Regions from separate parts of the Homo sapiens genome. Here regions 1 and 2 are each linked to region 3. Evidence: chromatin loops called from intact Hi-C (ENCODE). Cell type or tissue: heart right ventricle. All regions are shown on one strand. Links, peaks and the distances in the headings refer to the core of each region. The heading gives the core; the rest is flanking DNA.

What was found. A loop is a pair of places that touch in the nucleus more often than their neighbours do. Peaks named below come from ENCODE experiments on the same cell type or tissue, not always from the same donor. Only the 100,000 strongest peaks of a DNase experiment are listed, where the experiment ranks them.
Region 1: a loop joins it to region 3, with 5 times the contacts of the local background. A loop is called at or near these places in 28 of 110 quality-filtered maps.
Region 2: a loop joins it to region 3, with 5 times the contacts of the local background. A loop is called at or near these places in 28 of 110 quality-filtered maps.

The regions. Positions count from the first base shown.
Region 1 is chr2:205,769,886-205,774,699 of GRCh38, forward strand. All of the region lies in intron 15 of NRP2 (neuropilin 2), which reads left to right. Among named protein-coding and RNA genes, the nearest start is that of NRP2, 90 kb to the left of the region's middle. In heart right ventricle, for the core only: no CTCF peak of the experiment used is centred there; no DNase peak of the experiment used is centred there.
Region 2 is chr2:205,764,393-205,769,206 of GRCh38, forward strand. NRP2 (neuropilin 2) reads left to right here. Exons shown (of 17, transcript NM_003872.3): 14 at 1,082-1,178; 15 at 2,391-2,411. Among named protein-coding and RNA genes, the nearest start is that of NRP2, 84 kb to the left of the region's middle. In heart right ventricle, for the core only: a CTCF peak has its summit at 2,543 (motif pointing right); a DNase peak (open chromatin) is centred at 2,557; H3K27me3 peaks cover 631 bases.
Region 3 is chr2:205,943,904-205,952,141 of GRCh38, forward strand. It overlaps the pseudogene PPIAP68. Among named protein-coding and RNA genes, the nearest start is that of INO80D-AS1, 140 kb to the right of the region's middle. RefSeq lists enhancers at 688-1,188, 2,660-3,159. In heart right ventricle, for the core only: a CTCF peak has its summit at 4,372 (motif pointing left); a DNase peak (open chromatin) is centred at 4,338; H3K27ac peaks cover 429 bases; H3K27me3 peaks cover 267 bases.

The sequences.
Region 1 (4,814 bases), core at 1,240-3,739, 180 kb before region 3:
AATACTTTCTTTTTTCAATAAAGGAAACAAGAACAATAAAGAAGCCAGTAAAAATATATGAAGCCCATAATCAGAGTTCTGGGGTTTGTTGACCAGGTGGTTATTTTTAGCAGCTCACCTTGGAGGCAAGAGTTTTTGTTCGTGTTAGAGGCTGTGGTTTCTGAGCAGAGCACGGGCAGAGAGACGATCTGGTGCCCTACCTGTTAGAGACTCACGGAAATCCCAGCTGGGTGCACCTGTGGAAGGTGGTTGTCAGAGGGAAGGATTCAGAATGACTGTCCTACGCTAGTGGATGCTAAAAGGAACATCAATGTCTCCCGTTTCAGCTGGGAATGTGGGGTTTATGACTCAGACCATTCCTAAGGTCCAGGGGCCCCATTTCTCGGGTCTCCCTAGGTGCCTTTCTGCAGTTCTCCACAGTTCTCATCCAGACAAAACCAGGAGAAAGTGCACATCCACAGCTGTCTCTTGGGCATAGAGGGGAGCAGTATTAAGAGAGGCCCATTTTGGGGGTAATGCTGGCTGGCATTTGACTCTATTCCTTAGGCTTTAAGTTCTGTTTCTTTGGTGCCAACTGGCCAATCTCTGCATTTTGCACCCCCTTCTCTCCTTTCCCATTCCCACCCTCACCCTCTATTGCCTGCCTCCCAAGGCTTTGTCCACCAGGGTAAGGTCCCCCATCCCAGGGCCTGGCCTCACATTCCCTTTCTCCCTGGACTCCCTTCCTCCCACGCCTCCTTCTCCTAGAAGCACTTCTGAGATGCAGAGAGGGTTAAATGGTGCTTTTGCACATAACCGTCTGATGAAAGGCAGAGAAGTGTTCCTAACCCCTGCCGGGGTTCCAGATAGGCAGCTGTAGTGTGTGAATCCTCCTCCTTGCCCCCACCCCCTTATGTCTCCAGCTGCCAGATTAAGGCTAGGTGTTGCTGAGCAAGAAAGCATGGAGATCAGATGTGTGAAGCGGGTAACTGCTTGGCGGCCATCCTTCCCCAGGGGACACAGAGGTGTTCTTTGTGAGGTTCGCTGGAGCATGCCACCTCTCCTGCTACAGAGGCCTGACACGTCCCCTCTCCATCAGTTTACCACTCATGTAAACAACTGCCGAGGCCAGCTTATCTATGGGTGGAAGAAAATGTTTTTCACCAACTTTTCTCTCCAAGAACACAGGGACAAGACTCAGTTTACAGAAAGTAGCATAAGTGCCACCAAAGAGTGTGAAGCGTCCGAGACTTCAGCCAGTCAGAGATCTGAATTCGGAGGCATTTAAAAATGCCTCTAGATGTGGGAGCAATCCACATGGTTTCTGCCAACTTACTGAAAACATCCCGGCGCCTCCCGCCACACCATGCTCATAAGGCAGATGGAAAGAGTCGTTTCTCAGGGATGCCTTTGTGCTTGTGCGTCTTTTTTCCAAACACATCAGAGGGCGTGACCACATTCTTCTACTATCTTCTGTAAACTTCTCTAGAGGAGCCAACCTTTTTCGTTTGTTTAATCTCACAAATTAAATAAACCTTTATGTGAAATGTTCCTCCACCAGCACTTCATTTTTAACCTGTACAGAAAGGACTGTGCAGACAGGCCAGTCCTAAAACAATTCTGACATGCAATGAGCCTTTTTTGAAAGAGAAAGAGAGAAGGCTTACCCTTGGTGTCTTTCAAAACACTTCTTCTGGAAACCTGGGTGACTCCCCCAGGTCCAGATGATATTTCATAAAGCAGCTATAGTATATGCTTTCTCATTTCAGAGATTCAGTGAGAAACTGACTTGACTGAGACACGCCAATCCTCAGACAGGTTCAGACAGAAATAGGAGGCAGAAAGGAAGAGGACTGTTTCCTCTTCCCTCCCTACTTGGTTAGAGCAAGGAATCTGCAAACTTGTTCTGTAAAGGCCAGATAGTAAATATCTTGGGTTTTACAGGACATACAGTCTCTGTTGCAAGTATTCAGCTCTGCCATTGTGGCATAAAAGCATCCATAAGCAATATGTAAACAAATGAGGGTGTCTGTGTTCCAACAAAAATTGATTTACACAAACAGGCAGTGGGCTGGATTTGGCCAATAGGCCACAGTGAGCTGACCCCTGGGTTAGAGCACAGGCTGGGATTTTGTCCACCTGGTTCTAGCCGTGACTCTGACACTTGCTAGCAGTGTACAGTTCCTCAGGGGACCCTGGGCCATCTCTTGGGTTTCACTGAATGCTTCTCTGCCCTTCTCCACAATTATCCTCCAAGTGAAACCAGGAGAAAATCACTTGTCCTCTCAAGTACTCAGGTCTCCCTTTGGAGGGTCATGAGGAATAAACAAAATTGATTCATGTGAAGCCCGTAGACCAATGGTTAATACACAGGAAATGTCCACTCAGGGTGGCCGTTGTTACAGACACGTTTCCCAATTGCATAGTGACCCTATTTGCAGATAGGAATGACCGGAACACTACCTCATGTGTAACTGTTTTTCTTATTTTCTCCCATGCCTGGTTTCTCAAACTTTATTGTTTCTCAAAATTCAAATTCTTTGTGTTTGCATTGCTTTTCTCCAGGGGGCTCAGAATTTTTACAGATGGGAGCCTGTGCAACCTTGCAAATGCACTTGGAGTTCAGTTATTGACTATTTAAGTATCTGTTTCTGATTATCTCACACAATGGGAAAACTTTGTAGAGAATCTGGGGTGGGAATTAATGAAAAATAGTTCAGGAATTGAAAGTGTTTTCCAGGTGAAAAAAGACATGTGAGTAAGCGGTAGAAATTAGATCAATCAAAGGGAAAATTCAGGTCAACAGATCAACCAACTCCAGGCAAGGTTGAATTCTCACCTACACTTTCACCCACCTAGCCCAGGCTCCTTTTTTGTCAAGCAATGGCTCGATCACCCCCAGATGGCTGAAGGGGCAAGTGAAGCTAAAATTGCACAACTCAGCAATTCGGGCATCTGGTGCAGGTGACATCTGCCTAAAGTGGGCACCTTTTTCTAATTTCCCATAGAGGTGCCACATGAGCTAGCAAAATCTCTAGCACTTTCTGAAAATAACTCTCCAGGGAAGTACCAGTAGGTCATCAACATTTTCCAGGGAGTCTGAACATTGGTCCAAATATATTCCCCTATGCCATCCGTCCATTTATCCATCCACCTATCTATTCATCCATCCATCTGGCATTCATTGGATTGCTGATGTTGTCTGGGAAGGTGCTTTGGGTATGGATTTAACCCCTATTGATTTATCGTCTTCCTTTTCTCTAGTTGGCAAACCACAGCCTCATTAGCATACAGCTCTCCAAGGCTGGAACAGGGCCAGATTCTAAACCAGCACACTCCACCTGCCTTTGGAGTTGAGTCTTTTTAGCTAGTGAATGTTCTGAGAAACTTCTAGCCCCCAGCTGCAAGTCAACCAAGAGTTGCTTGTAGGGGATCAGGAAGGGTTTGCTAGTCATATCCTCTCTTTTCTAACATTAACGTTATTTCTAACCTCTTGACATTAAAACATGAATTCACATAGTACTATTTCTCATTTCTCCAAACAAATGCCCAAAGAAAATGTTTAAGGAGCCAGTATAATGTCCCCCAAGTAGCTTTTGTCACTGAAGTTTTCTACATGTTGATAATTTCAGGGGAGAGAAGGATAAGTAGAGAAGGAGAAGAGGGTCTTACTTAAAGTGGAGTTTGTCTTTCAAGTAGAGCAGGATTCTGAGAGACTATGTCTGTGTCTCTGATTCTAAATATGTAATCCATGTACTAGGATTTCACCTTCCTCCAGCAGGTCCCCTTGATTCTCTCCATTGTGCCCTAACATTGTCTCTTATCGTAAGAAACACTGTAAGAGAAACATGAAGGCTTCATCCTTCTCCAGCCTGAGCACTTTAAGCCATAGGTTGTGTATTTTGTGTTGGAAACCAGCATTTTGGCTGAAGGAAAGCAGACTTTTGAACAAAGATGATGTAGTGATGGAGGGAATGTGGGTAGTTGTGACCATGTTCTGCTTGACAAAAATTTCTGCTCCCACCTCTGTGGTCTGGTCAGGTACTTCTTTAGAGGGAAAGCTAATCCCTGAGGATTTATCACCTCCCTTTTCTTGATGGGTGAGCTGCAGCCTCATTAGGGGATGGCCCTCACTGTGGAGCCACATGAAAATCAGAGACAAACCCCAGGACACCCTTTGGGGAGAGAAGGGATGTCTCTGAGGAACTCTGGGGGCATCCCTTAACACTTTGATGTTTCCTGTGCATTTTTGTAAGCTCATATCGAAAATCCAGCAGCAGGATGGTTGCCAGGCAGCAGATCCTCTTGGTGACCTGAATAATGAATTGACACCAGTTGACTGTGACTTGCAAGCTGGCCACTTCAAGGAGCCATTTCCAGCACCTTGCTTTCTCTTCCTCTCTTTCTATGCATAATTTCCACCATGGCCACAAATATGAGAGAGAGAGAGGCCTTTCTCAGCTATGGTAATGAAACTAGTAAAAGACAGAATTAGTTTGGGGACAAAGACAAAGAGGGCAGGCAATAAGGTGGGAGAAGAGGAAGATGTATAAAGGGACATTCAGGGGATCCTGGGATTCTGGGGTCATTTCTACCCCAGGGGTTGTGGATGTGGCTGTCAAGGTGTGTGCAGAGCAACACATCCTTGTCAAAGCTCTGCCAATGTTGTGGGACTTCTGGTCACCCAAGAGGTGCCAATGAACCTGCACCCTAGCGGAAGGGGATTCATACAGCAGGAGAAAGCAGTGATTAAGAGCTAAGAAGTTGAGCAGGCTTTGAAATATTTTCCAAGAAAAATGTTCTCATTTTTCTATCACTTCTGAGAAGACATTAGA
Region 2 (4,814 bases), core at 1,240-3,739, 180 kb before region 3:
CATGAGAGGCTCCAGAGTGAGTGCTCTCTCTCTCTCACCAGCTCCCGGAATGGAGTTCTGTTATCTCTGCCCCACAGAGCAGGAGACTGAGGCACAGATGGGTATGTTCAGCCGTGGTTGCAACTTGGGTAGGAGTAGACACACTGTGGAAGAGGTGACTGAGAACCAGCCAAAGCATTAACCTTCTCCTCCCCAGACGAGGAGCAGCAACAGATGGCTGGTGCAGCAGCCAACTGCTCACCCAGCTTGCCAGAGGACATGTGCTAGTTTGCAGAGAGGAACCTGGGGAGGGCGAGCATGAGAAATGACTGAAGACCACAGAGCCGAGGGGCTTCTGTGTACAGCCTGCAGTCCCTGTCCCTTGAGGTTGCAAGGCATCCTGAGACCTTCCCCACCCCCATCTGGGTTCCCACTTACTCACCTGAGTGTGTTGTATTGTAACTACCTGTTTGCATTTGTGTCTCAGCCATTAGATGGGTGAGCTTCTCTGGGCAGAGATCTTGTCTTACTAGGTTTTGTTACTATCCTTATGTCCAGGGCATAGTAGGTGCTCAGTAAATGGCTGGTGAAAAAACAAATTCTTTTCCTCCTAGTTGTAATAATGAAGCCCTAAGGCAACTTATAATAAGGAGCACAAATCAAAACCTATGTGCTGTATTTCTCACATTACCCCCACCTACTTGTGTCTTCTGAGTTTTCAAATACCTGGATTGGGCATTTGAAAGATTTATGAGACAGGAACCTCGAAAATAGTGAGGGAAGTTTCAACCCCCCTTTCAATAGTCTCTGATTATGGCCCTTTTAATCAATACATTCTAGTTACTGGACAACAATATCCACCCCCTTGTTATATTTTCTTATCCCCTTAAATATGCGTTTGATTTGAACAAACTCATTTTGAATTAAGATTTCAAGAGCTGTAGCCATGTGGTCAACAGATGTGTACCAGGTGCAATAACACACACACACACACACATACACACACACGCTTTAAGCTGCAGCTAACAGAAACTTGGAAATCCTTGCACCGTTTGGACTAGGAGACTCAGTTAACCATGGCTCTTATTCTTCCGGCTTCTAGATTGTGTTCGAGGGAGTGATAGGGAAAGGACGTTCCGGAGAGATTGCCATTGATGACATTCGGATAAGCACTGATGTCCCACTGGAGAACTGCATGGGTATGTGAATATCTGTCTCTTCATGGTTCTTTCAAATAAGACCCCAAGGGCTGGGATAAGCAAGAGGAGGCAGGACACCATTTTCCAATGCAGTCGTTACCCAGTGGGTGGGGCAGCCACAGTCTCTGCAAGGTAAGGTGTGGGTGTAGTTGTGTCTTAGGCTGGGTTCAGGGTGGGAAGGGGTGTGAGGTAAGGGGACGGCTTATATCCCTGTTCCCAATCAGAAATAGACATGCACTAAGTACATAGAGGTTCAGGGTGCCAAGACCCCCTCAGCAAACCCCAGCTTTTAGCAAAGAAAATGCTAGAGGACGAGAGCAACTGCCAGTCAAAATTATATGCTGGAAAGGTTTGATGGATTTAATGGAAGCCTTCACTGGTGAGCAAAAATAGTACATATGTTATGTAAGAGTGATAACACAATTACCTGAGTAGTTATTTTACATGAATGAATTGCAGAGCAAACTGTGGCATTTGAAGTAAGATTTCAGATTTTTCTTTAAAACGAATACCTCTAATGCCCAAGATCCCAAAGTTGTTGTAGGATTAAACATTGCAGGCCAGGTGACTGGCACGAGAAGGATATCATAACCATCATCTTGGTCAAAAGCACCTGAACAGCCAGTCCACCTGAGAGGCACGCATTTTCTTCAGGGTCTCCTGCTGCAGATGAGGTCACCCTGGCTGTGTCCCATCAGAGCCATGGACATTTCCCAAACCAAGAAAGGAACCCTGAGAAGGCATGAGGGTTGCTTTCAGTCAGCAGAGTGGCTGCAGTAACTCACCAACTGCCTTTCTTGGCACACGACCCCTGGTGTGTGTGTGCTTGATGATGTCAGAAGCACCTGGGACCACCCCAGTCCCTCCGGGCAACTCTCAGGCCCCAGGCATCTAAAAGTAATCCAGGCTCTGAGAAAGTAATCAGCAGTAAGTAACTGATTACAATACTTTAGGGACCCATTTCTTGATGAAGGACTTTTTGTTCCAAAGCAACTTTGAGAATCCCCCCTCCTCCGCCATCACCACCCCATGATGATGATGTGTTAGAGCCAGCCTAGAACATGTGGAAGATGGGGGGCCCTCTCCATGGAGTGGTACAAAAAAACCGAGTGCAGTCATGTTTATCATCATATTCATCCAATTATTCACTCTATGTTCACCCAATTGTTTCTTGCCTTTAACTAAGTCCAATTTTTTGTTTGTTTTTTTCAGAACCCATCTCGGCTTTTGCAGGTGAGAATTTTAAAGGTAAAAAAAAATTTTTTTTTTGCATGCTTTTTCCTTCCCCCATGTGATGTGAATTTGATGGGGGGAATCAACCTCCAAATTTGTCAAATCTCGCAAGAGAAAAGAGACGCCACACCTTCCTGCCGCTAGATGGCACTAGCAACACCTGTAGATGCGGGAAGGGGATTGAGAGCCTCACTGTCTCTTGTTTAATTAAAGTTTAGAAACCTATTAATAGAGACAAATAGGTTACAGATAAACCTTTCAGCCTTGCATTGTCCAACGGGGAGCAATGAGGCTGAAAATGCAGGGGTGGTGAGAAAGGAGAGACTGTGGGAAGACTGAACCAAAAAAAAAAAAAAATCAGTATAAATTAAAAGTGAAATGAGGTGGCAATGATTTATTTTAGCCTGAAGATGGTTTCTTTCCAGTTCCAGGGTACCAAGGCAGCGGTTTCAGTTAACCACAGAGCCGAGGGGCTTCTGTGTACAGCCTGCAGTCAGTACCTGCAGTCACCATACCTCAGTGAGGTACGGTGGCAGGCTGCTTGTAAGAGAAGGAAGTTAGGAAAGAGACACAGAAGTGGTGGCCTCAGGAGAAAGAGTTGCCACATTTAGGACCCGGTGTCCAGTCAAGGGAATAAGGAGGTGCATTCGATGACTGGAGCTAGAGCACTTTAAATGCAGGACTGAAAATCAGAAAGGACGTGTTCTCCCCCGAGAAAGCAGAGAGAGCAGAGCAAAGTGAGAAGAATTGGGGATGCTTGCCTCATCCAGGTTATAAAAAAAAAAAAAGGCCTCCAGCCTTGGGTGATGGCAATGTTGTTTGTGCTGTTACAATGCAGCAGATTTTACATTTTGCCCTCTTTGCAAACCTATTAGCGGACACTGCTGAAGTTCCCACACCGGTTTCTAATGCCAAACATTTAGGAGCCACTCTAAATGCGTCACTGCAGTTGGCCTGAGTGTAAAAGCACACACAAAAACACCCTCACCAAATGATGGGGGTTCTTCATGACCTGTTTGATGCCAGCAATTGTGAGGATTGCTGTGCCCTCTTTGTACTGGCTGGGCTTACCCCTACAAGTGGCAGCATTGCAGAGATAAGGGCAGCCATTTTTATATCTGCCGTCTAGACTCGTTATCTTCACTCTCATTAATCTGTCCAGCTCTGGGCTAGAAAGAGATGAATTCCTGGTTTGCCACCTAGATATGCTCCCTGACTCCAAATCATCTCACCCAATTTGCCACTCATCAGCTCTAAGACAGCCAGTGAGGAACAAAGCTGCAGACGACAGGGGAATGACAGACCGACATAGAATATATTGCCTTTCTTACCCTTCCTCGTGTCCCTGAACCCCATGCCCACTCCCTGTACCACAGTTCTAAAAGTATTAAGAGTATTCATGTGCATACACTGGTGCTCTCTGGGGGTGAGGTTTATGTTAATGTAAATCCAAAGTATTGGAGGAAAGCTGAGAGCCAAACTGAACGACTTTGGATTACAGTCGAATTCGAGTTCTAACCTTCAGGACCCAAGGTAATGCTTATGTTGGTGAAGTGAAAGCTGTGGATGTTGTTTCGCCTGACTCTCTTTGGGTTGTGGAGACTCACAGCTCCCAGAAAGGCTGGGTAAAGACGTGCCAGCAGCTGCTGCAGACACTGTTCTGTGTGCACACCGTGTCGGGCCATGACTGACAAGTACAGTGGCTAAGTGCTAAGTGCTTCACTTCCGTAAGAGAATAAGCAGACCAGGGCACGTACACTCTCCTTGAAACTGTGCTTACCATGAGGCTTCACAGGCCAGTCATGCTCTCTTGTAAAAAATATATACATAAAATCTCATCTGAGCAGCAGTGCTCATTTAGCCAAAATAAACACAGGGCTTAGTAACTTGAAGGTAAGAATTTCCAGGGTGCTCCTGGTGGGCCGCTTTGAGGCTAAGCAAAGGCAGTGCACAAGTTGCATGGATTAGGCCATGGCTTTCGTCCTGGAGGATGGCAAGCATCTTTGGGAAGAAGAAACCAAGGCTTGGGGAGCAGAGACTTGGCCAATGGACACAGTAAAGAGCAGAATCTGAATTGGGAATGGAGAATTTCATTCACCTTGGCACGTTTTACATGGAGATCTGAGTTGGTAACCAGATGAACCTAGTGCCATGGGTCTCTTCTTTCTGGCTGAGACCTGTTTGACCACAGCATGCAACTCTGCCTTGAGCAAACTTTTCTGTTTGAGAGAGGAGAGGACTGTGTGTTCCATCTAACCTAGTGACTCATATACTATTCCTCTTATGGTCAGGACAGCAGGAGTCCTCTCTTGATCCGGGCATAAAATCAGCCTTTTCACTCAAAAAATGGAAACAGAGAAATCAGGGGGCAGGCAAGGTATGGAAAGTTGATGTTGAAACACT
Region 3 (8,238 bases), core at 3,158-5,657:
TGAGCCTAAGGCAAGCCTAGGCCCTGCGTTAACGATTGGCAAACCCTAGGACCTCAAGAAATACCCTATCTCCATTTCTCCATCTGTAAAACAGTTCTGGTCGGCCAGGCATGGTGGCTCAAACCTGTAATCCCAGCACTTTGGGAGGCCGAGGCAGGTGGATCACTTGAGGCCAGGAGTTCAAGACCAGCCTGGCCAACATGATGAAACCATGTCTCTACTAAAAATACAAAAATTAGCCAGGCATGGTGATGCATGCCTGTAGTCCCAACTGCTCAGGAGGCTGAGGCAGGAGAATCGCTTGAACCTGGGAGGCGGAGGCTGCAGTGAGCTGAGATCACGCCACTGCATTCCAACCTGGGCGACAGAGTGAGACTCTGTCTCAAAACAAAACAAACAAAAAAAACACCACACACACACACACACACACACACACAAACACCACAGAGGGCAGGCTGTTAGGGCCAGAAATCATGGGCTGGCATTTTTGTGCTGCATTCTTCCCCTCTGCCAGGTGCTGGGCTAGCCCCTGTCTACCCACCAGCTTTCGTGACTGCACGTCACATTCTAGGAGAGCGGGTTCCCCAAATGCAGACATGCAAGCTGGGGAGAACTCTCAGGCAGAAGCCCAGCCATGGGAAAGAAGAGAAAATATGGTCAGCAGACTCAGCGCTGGGTGCTTAGGTGTCCTGTGGGTCCTGGTCCTGAAGGTGGGGCAGGGTGACCCGCCCATCCCCAGCCTCATCACATGCTCCTGCCCTCTGTGGCAGGATGAGGCCCATGCCTGGCCTGGCGGGAGTGGATGTGAGGGAGTGGATGTCGCACTCTACATCCAGCCTGCAGAGTGACTCACAGACACCCACAGCCAAGGCTGCCACGCTTGTCACTCACCCTGAGTGACACGGTGAAGCACCTCCCAGCACCCAAGGTAACACAGCTATACCAATAGTAGATAAAGTGCTGGAGAAGAGGAATTTGAGAGACACGAGGAAGCTGGACTGGGAGATGAAGCAACTACTGTGAAATCTCTTCCCGTTGAGACAGCACAGGAAGTTACACTGAAAATAGGCTATGAGCTGACATGCATGCACAATTTGATTCCACACCTGGATTTCTGAATAAAACTAGGAAGAAATGAGGGTTTTATCCAAAAGCACCAAACAAAGCTGTTTTGATGCTGTTAGTTCTGTGCTCTTTTCTTGTCATTTACTTGATCATTAACCCAAGGTGACGCCAAAAAAAAAAAAAATGAAATGTAGGAGACATCCTTCAGCTAGATTAGAAAATCACCCAACCTATAGAAAAACATAAACGCGGCCAGGCATGGTGGCTCATGCCTGTAATCCCAGCACTTTGGGTGGCCAAGGCGGGCAGATCACAAGGTCAAGAGTTCAAGACCAGCCTGACCAATATGGTGAAACCCCATCTCTACTAAAAACACAAAAATTAGATGGGCGTGGTGGCGTGTGCCTATAGTCCCAGCTACTTGGGAGGCTGAGGCAGGAGAATTGCTTGAACCTGGGAAGTGGAGATTGCAGTGAGCCGAGATCGTGCCACTGCACTCCAGCCTGGGTGACAGAGCGAGACTCTGTCTCTAAAGGAAAAAAAAAAAAAAAGAAAGACAAACATAAACACAAAAAGGAAGCAAAGAAGGAAATGAGAGATTTGGGAGTGGCCTTGACTTGGAATGTGATGATGCCACCACCCCCAACCAGCTTGGCCCATTCTCTTCCTACCAGCCTCTGCCTCTCAGCCCCCACTCAGTGTATTCTATCTGCAGATAGGCGTTACACTGAATACTACAAAATAGGCTACTTTTATACTAGAAGGAATTCAATAAAAGTGAAATACATAAAAGCCCAGCGCTTATAGATTTTTATTATGATTCTTTCAACTAAGCTTTTAAAAATTCTCTGATGTTGGGAGAAGTATAACCAAGGTATCTTGCAGGACCAGACAAGGTGTCAGGAAGCAAAGTGGGTATGTCTACACAAAGACAAACGCCGGGGAAAAGAAAAACCCCATCTTTCCCGGGAGCCATGTTCGAGCTCAACACTCACCCCGATGTGCTTTTGGGGACAGCTTGCTTTATGCCAGTCCCCTTGAGGGTGTGGGGTCCCAGTGAGGTGGCTCCCACCAGTTGCATCTTTTTATAATCTTTCATGAAAGCGTTTCTTTTGTCTTAAACAGTGGTAATCTGTTTGATGTTCATAGAGATTGATGAGCGGCCTTGGGTGCCAGCAGAGAATCAGACAGATGGCAATAGTGACAATAAATAATTGTCATGTTTTTCACTTTTGTGGCCTCTACAATTCAAGGGTCTCAAAACACAGCGGAAATTTAGAATGATAGGAAAGGAAAAGACCTTGGGAAAGGGCATCTCGTCCATCCTTCCAACATCTCACCCCAGGGCTCATACTAAACAAGATGCTCTCATGCGCCCTTGGCCCCTGACTGCAGTGGGGATGGCTGTGTTCCCAGTGAGAACACAGGCACAGCCCCTAAGTTACAGGATGTGGCTTCTTCGTTGCCCCCAGGGGGATGGAAACTTGAAGACTCAAGGGCAGACAATACAGTGAACTCCGGGGCCCTCCCAGTGAGATGGGGAAGCTAAAGACAAGCTGAGGGCAGGTTTGGTGCAGGAGGTGGCAGCGGCCCCTCCGAGCACCATCCTGGCAGGGAAGGGCCACTTCTGGGAGCTGGAAGGGGCAGATGCTGGGAACATGCCCCAGACTCAAACCACACTGACACAGACCATCACACCATGGACAGCCCTGGCCGCCCTGTTCTTTCCTAGAATAACATGCTCAGTGGCATGCCTGCTGGAGCCCAAGCCAGGACTTCTTACATGCCGATTCCTCCCCACGGGCTGTTCTTTAGATGTTAAGAGAGGACATGGCAGGAGGTGGTGAACAAGCACTCATCTCACCTTCCAGCCGCTATCACAGAGCACCTAATGAACCGCAGTGTGCTAGAATTTCCACATGTGGGTAGAGAGAAAAAGAGGACAGTCTTCACCCAAATCTCAGTGCTGGGCACAGGGATAGAAGGATGGTGAGAAGAAATGAAGATCTGTTCTTCCTTCATTTGTCTTCCCATTTCCAATCCTCAAGAACCAGTTTGAGGAGAATGTCTGCCAAACCAGCTGCAAACATACTACTATTTAAATTTTCTTCATTTCAAAGGGTTTTAGAGGCCAGGCACAGTGGCTCACGCCTGTAATCCCAGCACTTTGGGAGGCTGGAGTGGGAGGATTGCTTAAGCCCAGGAGTTCCAGACCAGCCTTGGCAACATGGCAAAACCCTATCTCTACAAAAAAATAGAAAAATTAGCTGGGCGTGGTGGTTCACGTCTGTGGTCCCAGCTACTCAGGAGGCTGAGGTGGGAGGATCACCTGAGCCCAGAAGGTTGAGGCTGGGTTGAGCCATGTTCATGCCACTGCACTCCAGCCTGGGTGACAGAGTGCAACCCTACCTCAAAAAAAAGCTTGGGGGGGTGGGGGTCAGGCCTCTTCAGAACTGCGTGCCTCCTCGTAGGTCCATAATAAGAAGTTCCCCAGCCAAACCACCCAGGGGAGATTACTGTTTGCTGTCCTGGCCCCTCTTCCTTCCCTCGGGGCCCTATCTCTCCTGAATCTTACTTGTATCTTCATCCTCACCTCCTTCGCAAAAGAGGATCTTGCCTTGGACTAGAAAAGCAGAAATCATCCCGCATCCATACAGATCTTTAATCACATCCTTGTTCTTGAGATCCGAATTTAAAACATAGAGGTGTTGTCAGGCCCTTTAGGGCTTTGCACAGTGTCAAAGCGAGCAATCTGAATGGAAGGAGTTTTAATTTTTCAAAAATTAGCCAGCAGTGGTGGTGCACGTCTGCAGTCCCAGCTACTTGGGAGGATCATGTTTGAGAACAGGAGGTTGAGATTACAATGAGCTATGATCACGCCACTGCCTGGGCAACAGAATGAGACCCTGTACCCAAACATAAAATCTGACAAATTTCTTCACTTACTCTTTCCAACTAAAAAAAAAAAAAAATTTACTTGTTATGCAATCAGAAAACTGACCTCCAAACAGCAAATGTCAGCAAGTCAGTAGCAGGAGCCGACAACTCATTCAGGAAAAATGAAGCACTTTTTATAAAAGTCCTGTTTCTGGCTCAGTTATACTGTCCTAAGAACTGACATAGTAAGAAATAAGTCCAGGAATCATTAAAACAAGATAGAATCCAATGTCCTACGTGTTCCAAGAACACAGCTGTTGCTCAGAGGCTCAAGGCTTCGGCTACTCCTGTGTCAGCGCGCAACATAAACCCACCACAGAGAAAACCCAAGCACGAAGCACGACCGTGCTCTGCCATCTGGTGGCCAAAAGTGAAATGGCCCTGAAGGCGCAAAAGATTGAAAATAGATGTTTCCTAAACTGTAGTCATCAATAGCGAAACTTTCTCAAGTCGGCTACCAATAAGCAGTGGATGTTAGAATGCTGAAAAAAACAAATCCAATGTTGAAGAACCTCCTTTCTTTGGCCCTCCAGGCATGAATGAAAAGCTCTTAAATTGCTTGCCTAAATGAGCCCATCTGTTTACTAAACAGGGGTACATGAAAACATCAGTTACTAAGTATGCAGACTCTTTTGATCCTATGAAAGCACTGACCATCTATCCATGCTATGCAGATCTCTGTTGGTGATATAATTACAAGATGGGAAAGGGAAGTGTGACCGGGACACTCTGAGAGCCACTTGTAGTCTAAATGAGACACCCCGCAAAAGCAGTCACGTGAGCTTGGAAACTCAAACCCTGCTTTCCTAGCACACTGAAGCCTCAGAAGGCCATGCACACCTGTAATCCCAGCACTTTGGGAGTCCAAAGCAGGTGGATCACTTGAGTCCAGGAGTTTGAGACCAGCCTGGGTAACACAGACAGACGCCCGTCTCTACAAAAAATACAAAAATTAGCTGGCACATGCTTGTAGTCCCAGCGACTCAAGAGGCTGAGGTGGGAGAATCACTTGTGCCTAGGAGGTTGAAGCTGCAATGAGCCATGGTCACGCTGCCCTTGCACTCCAGCCTGAGCAACTAAGCAAGACCCTATCTCAAAAAAAAAAGGCCTCCAAAAAGTCTGAGTAAAAAAAAGTTGTGCTTTGCAGACACTGCTGCCGCCACCAGGAGCCCCATACTACCAGCCATGATCAACCCCATCGTGTGTTTCAACATCATTGTCAACGGCAAGCCCTTGGGCCACATCCCCTTCGAGCTGTTTGCAGACAAGATTCCAAAGACGGCAGAAAACTTTCACTCCTGAGCACTGGAGAGAAAGGATTTGGTTGTAAGGGTTCCTTTTCTCACTGAATTATTCCAGGGTTTATGTGTCAGGGTGGTAACTTCACAAGCCATAATGGCACTGGTGGCAAGTCCATCTATGGGGAGAAATTTGATGAGGAAAACTTCATCCTGAGGCATAGAGTTCCTGGCATCCTGTCCATGGCAAATGCTGGACCCAACAAAAATGGTTCCATTTATCATCTACACTGCCAAGACTGAATGGTTGTATGTGGCCCGGCACGGTGGCTCACGCCTATAATCCCAGCACTTTGGGAGCCCAAGGCGGGAGGATCCTGAGATCACGAGTTCAAGACCAGCCTGGCCAACATGGCGAAACCCCGTCTCTACTAAAAATACGAAAAATTAGCCGGGCATGGTGACGCATGCCTGTAGTCCCAGCTACTCGGGAGGCTGAGGCAGGAGAATCCCCAGACCTCCCCATGGCCTAGGTCAGGAGCCCAGAAGTGCCACATGGCTGAGGGAGCGCCATTTCCTGGGGGGATGGGGGATAAGAAGGTACCCTACAGGAGAAGCCAGGAGGGGCCGCCTGCCCCTGGGGTTGGGGCCTGGCCGAGGCAGGTGTCGGGCCTGAGAGCCTGGCTGGCTGAGCTCGGAGGGCCCCCAGGGAAGCCTGGCCCAGGGAGCAGTCGTGACTCTGCAGGGGAAGCCCAGCGAGGGAGCCCGGGAGGCAGAGGTTGCAGTGAAGTGAGATCACACCACTGCACTCCAGCCTGGTGACAGAGATAGGCTCTTTCTCAAAAAAAAAAAAAAAAAAAAAAAAGAATGAGTGGTTGGATGGCAAGCATGTGGTCTTTGGCAAGGTGAAAGAAGACATGGATATTGTGGAGGCCATGGAGCGCTTTGGGTCCAGGAACGGCGGGACCAGCAAGAAGATCACCACTGCTGACTGTGGACAACTCTAAGTATGACTTCTGTTTTATCTAAACTACCAGACCATTCCTTCTGTAGCTCAGGAGAGCACCCTCCACCCCATTTACTTGCAGTATCCTAGAATCTTTGTGTTCTCGCTGCAGTTCCCTTTGGGTCTATGTTTTCCTTATTCCCTTCCATGCCTAGCTGGATTGCAGAGTTCAGTTTACAATTATGAAATAAAAACAAAGGAAGGAAGGGAGGGAGGGAAAAGGAAAGAAAGAGTTGTTGGCTGGGTGCGGTGGCTCACACCTGTAATCCCAGCACTTTGGGAGTCTGAGGCAGGTGGATCACTTGAGCCCCAGAGTTTGAGACTAGCCTGGGCAATATGGTGAAACCCCATCTCTACTAAAAATACAAAAATTAGCCAGGCGAGGTGGCATGTGCCTCTAGTCCCAGCTACTCAGGAGGCTGAGGTGGGAGGATTGCTTGAATCCAGGAGGCAGACATTGCAGTGATCCAAGATTGTGCCACCACACTCTAGCCGGGGCAACAGAGTGAGACCTCATCTCAAAAAAAAAAAAAAGTAAGTTGTTTAACTTTGCTTAACTTAGCTTCCCAAATTCCTTTGACCTCTGAATAGGTTGTTGTTTTTTAGGTAGTTGTTTTTTAAATTGTTGTTTGTTGGATTGTTTTCTTTTCTGTTTTGTTTTTAGAGATGGGGTCTCCCTATGTTATTCAAGCTGGTCTTGAACTCCTGGGCTCAAGCAATCATTTCCCCTCAGCCTCCCGAGTAGCTGGGATTACAGGCTTGAGCCATCACATAGGGCTCTGTTGGATTTCTTTCAGTATATCCCAAAGAATTTGTAAAACACAAGTTGAAATGCAAATGCAGTCTCAGCTCTGCAGCTAGCTGAGCGATGTTTTGGAAAGTTATCTAACCTCCATGTGCTTTTATTTCTTCCAAAATAAATCAAGAGCAGAAAAAAGGTAAAAAGAGAAAATATTTTACTTCAGCCATTCCTAAGCTCTGCCATCGTTTTCTTATACCAATTTTCAACAACCTTGCACTGTAGATCATCTGGACTACTACTCAAAAATAGCCAACTGGTGACACGCATCTATCCCCTTCCTCTTTTCAAACCCAACTAGGCAGTGAACGGATAATAAAAGGCTATTCACTCATAAGGACAACAAAAAAAGCAGCACCCAGAGATATTGAACTTCAAGAAATGTTTGAAGACAAAGTGGGTGGAGAAATAGCAACCAGCTGAACAGAATAGAGGGTGTTACAATGTGGGGCACATTGTATTTTTCAAAGACATCTGAGATACTTCCTCCCACCTACATTCTTCTGCAATGTGACTTTGCCACTCTTCCATCAAAAAGGACAGTCTGATTCCCCTCCCCTTAAATCTGGGTTAGCCTTAGTGACTCTTCTATAACCCATAGAGGCCTTGTAGTTAGTTCTGTGGAAACCTTGCTCTCAGAACATTCCCTCTTAGATCCCAGCTGCCATGCTGTGAGGAAGCCCAAGCCACATGAGTCCTCCCAGCCCAGGTGGCAGACATGAGAGTAAAGAAGCCTCAGACAGAGACATCTTCTCTGAACACTTTATTGAAAACAACACCTTCTTTCCTGACAGTGGTCAAAAAAAAAAAAAAAAAAAACACTTTCGCCTGCCTAATTTTTATTCATAGCCATAATATAATTCATTTGTTTATTATTTTCCCTAGCTAGACTATAACCTTCATAAAGACAGAGAACCTTATCTTACTATTATATCCTCAACAACTAGAACAATACCTGGCACATAAAAGGAACTCAATAAATATTTGATTGATAAGTAAATGAATAAAGCAATCAGAAAAAAAAGAACAGGGAGAAACACAATCAATGGATGGAACAGATTAAAACTTCTACAAGGTATTAACATATATATGCACACATATATATGTATATATGTATATACACACACACATGTGTGTGTGTGTTTATATAGAGAGACAGATGTGGGAAGCCACTGAGGGAGCAGTTCAGATAA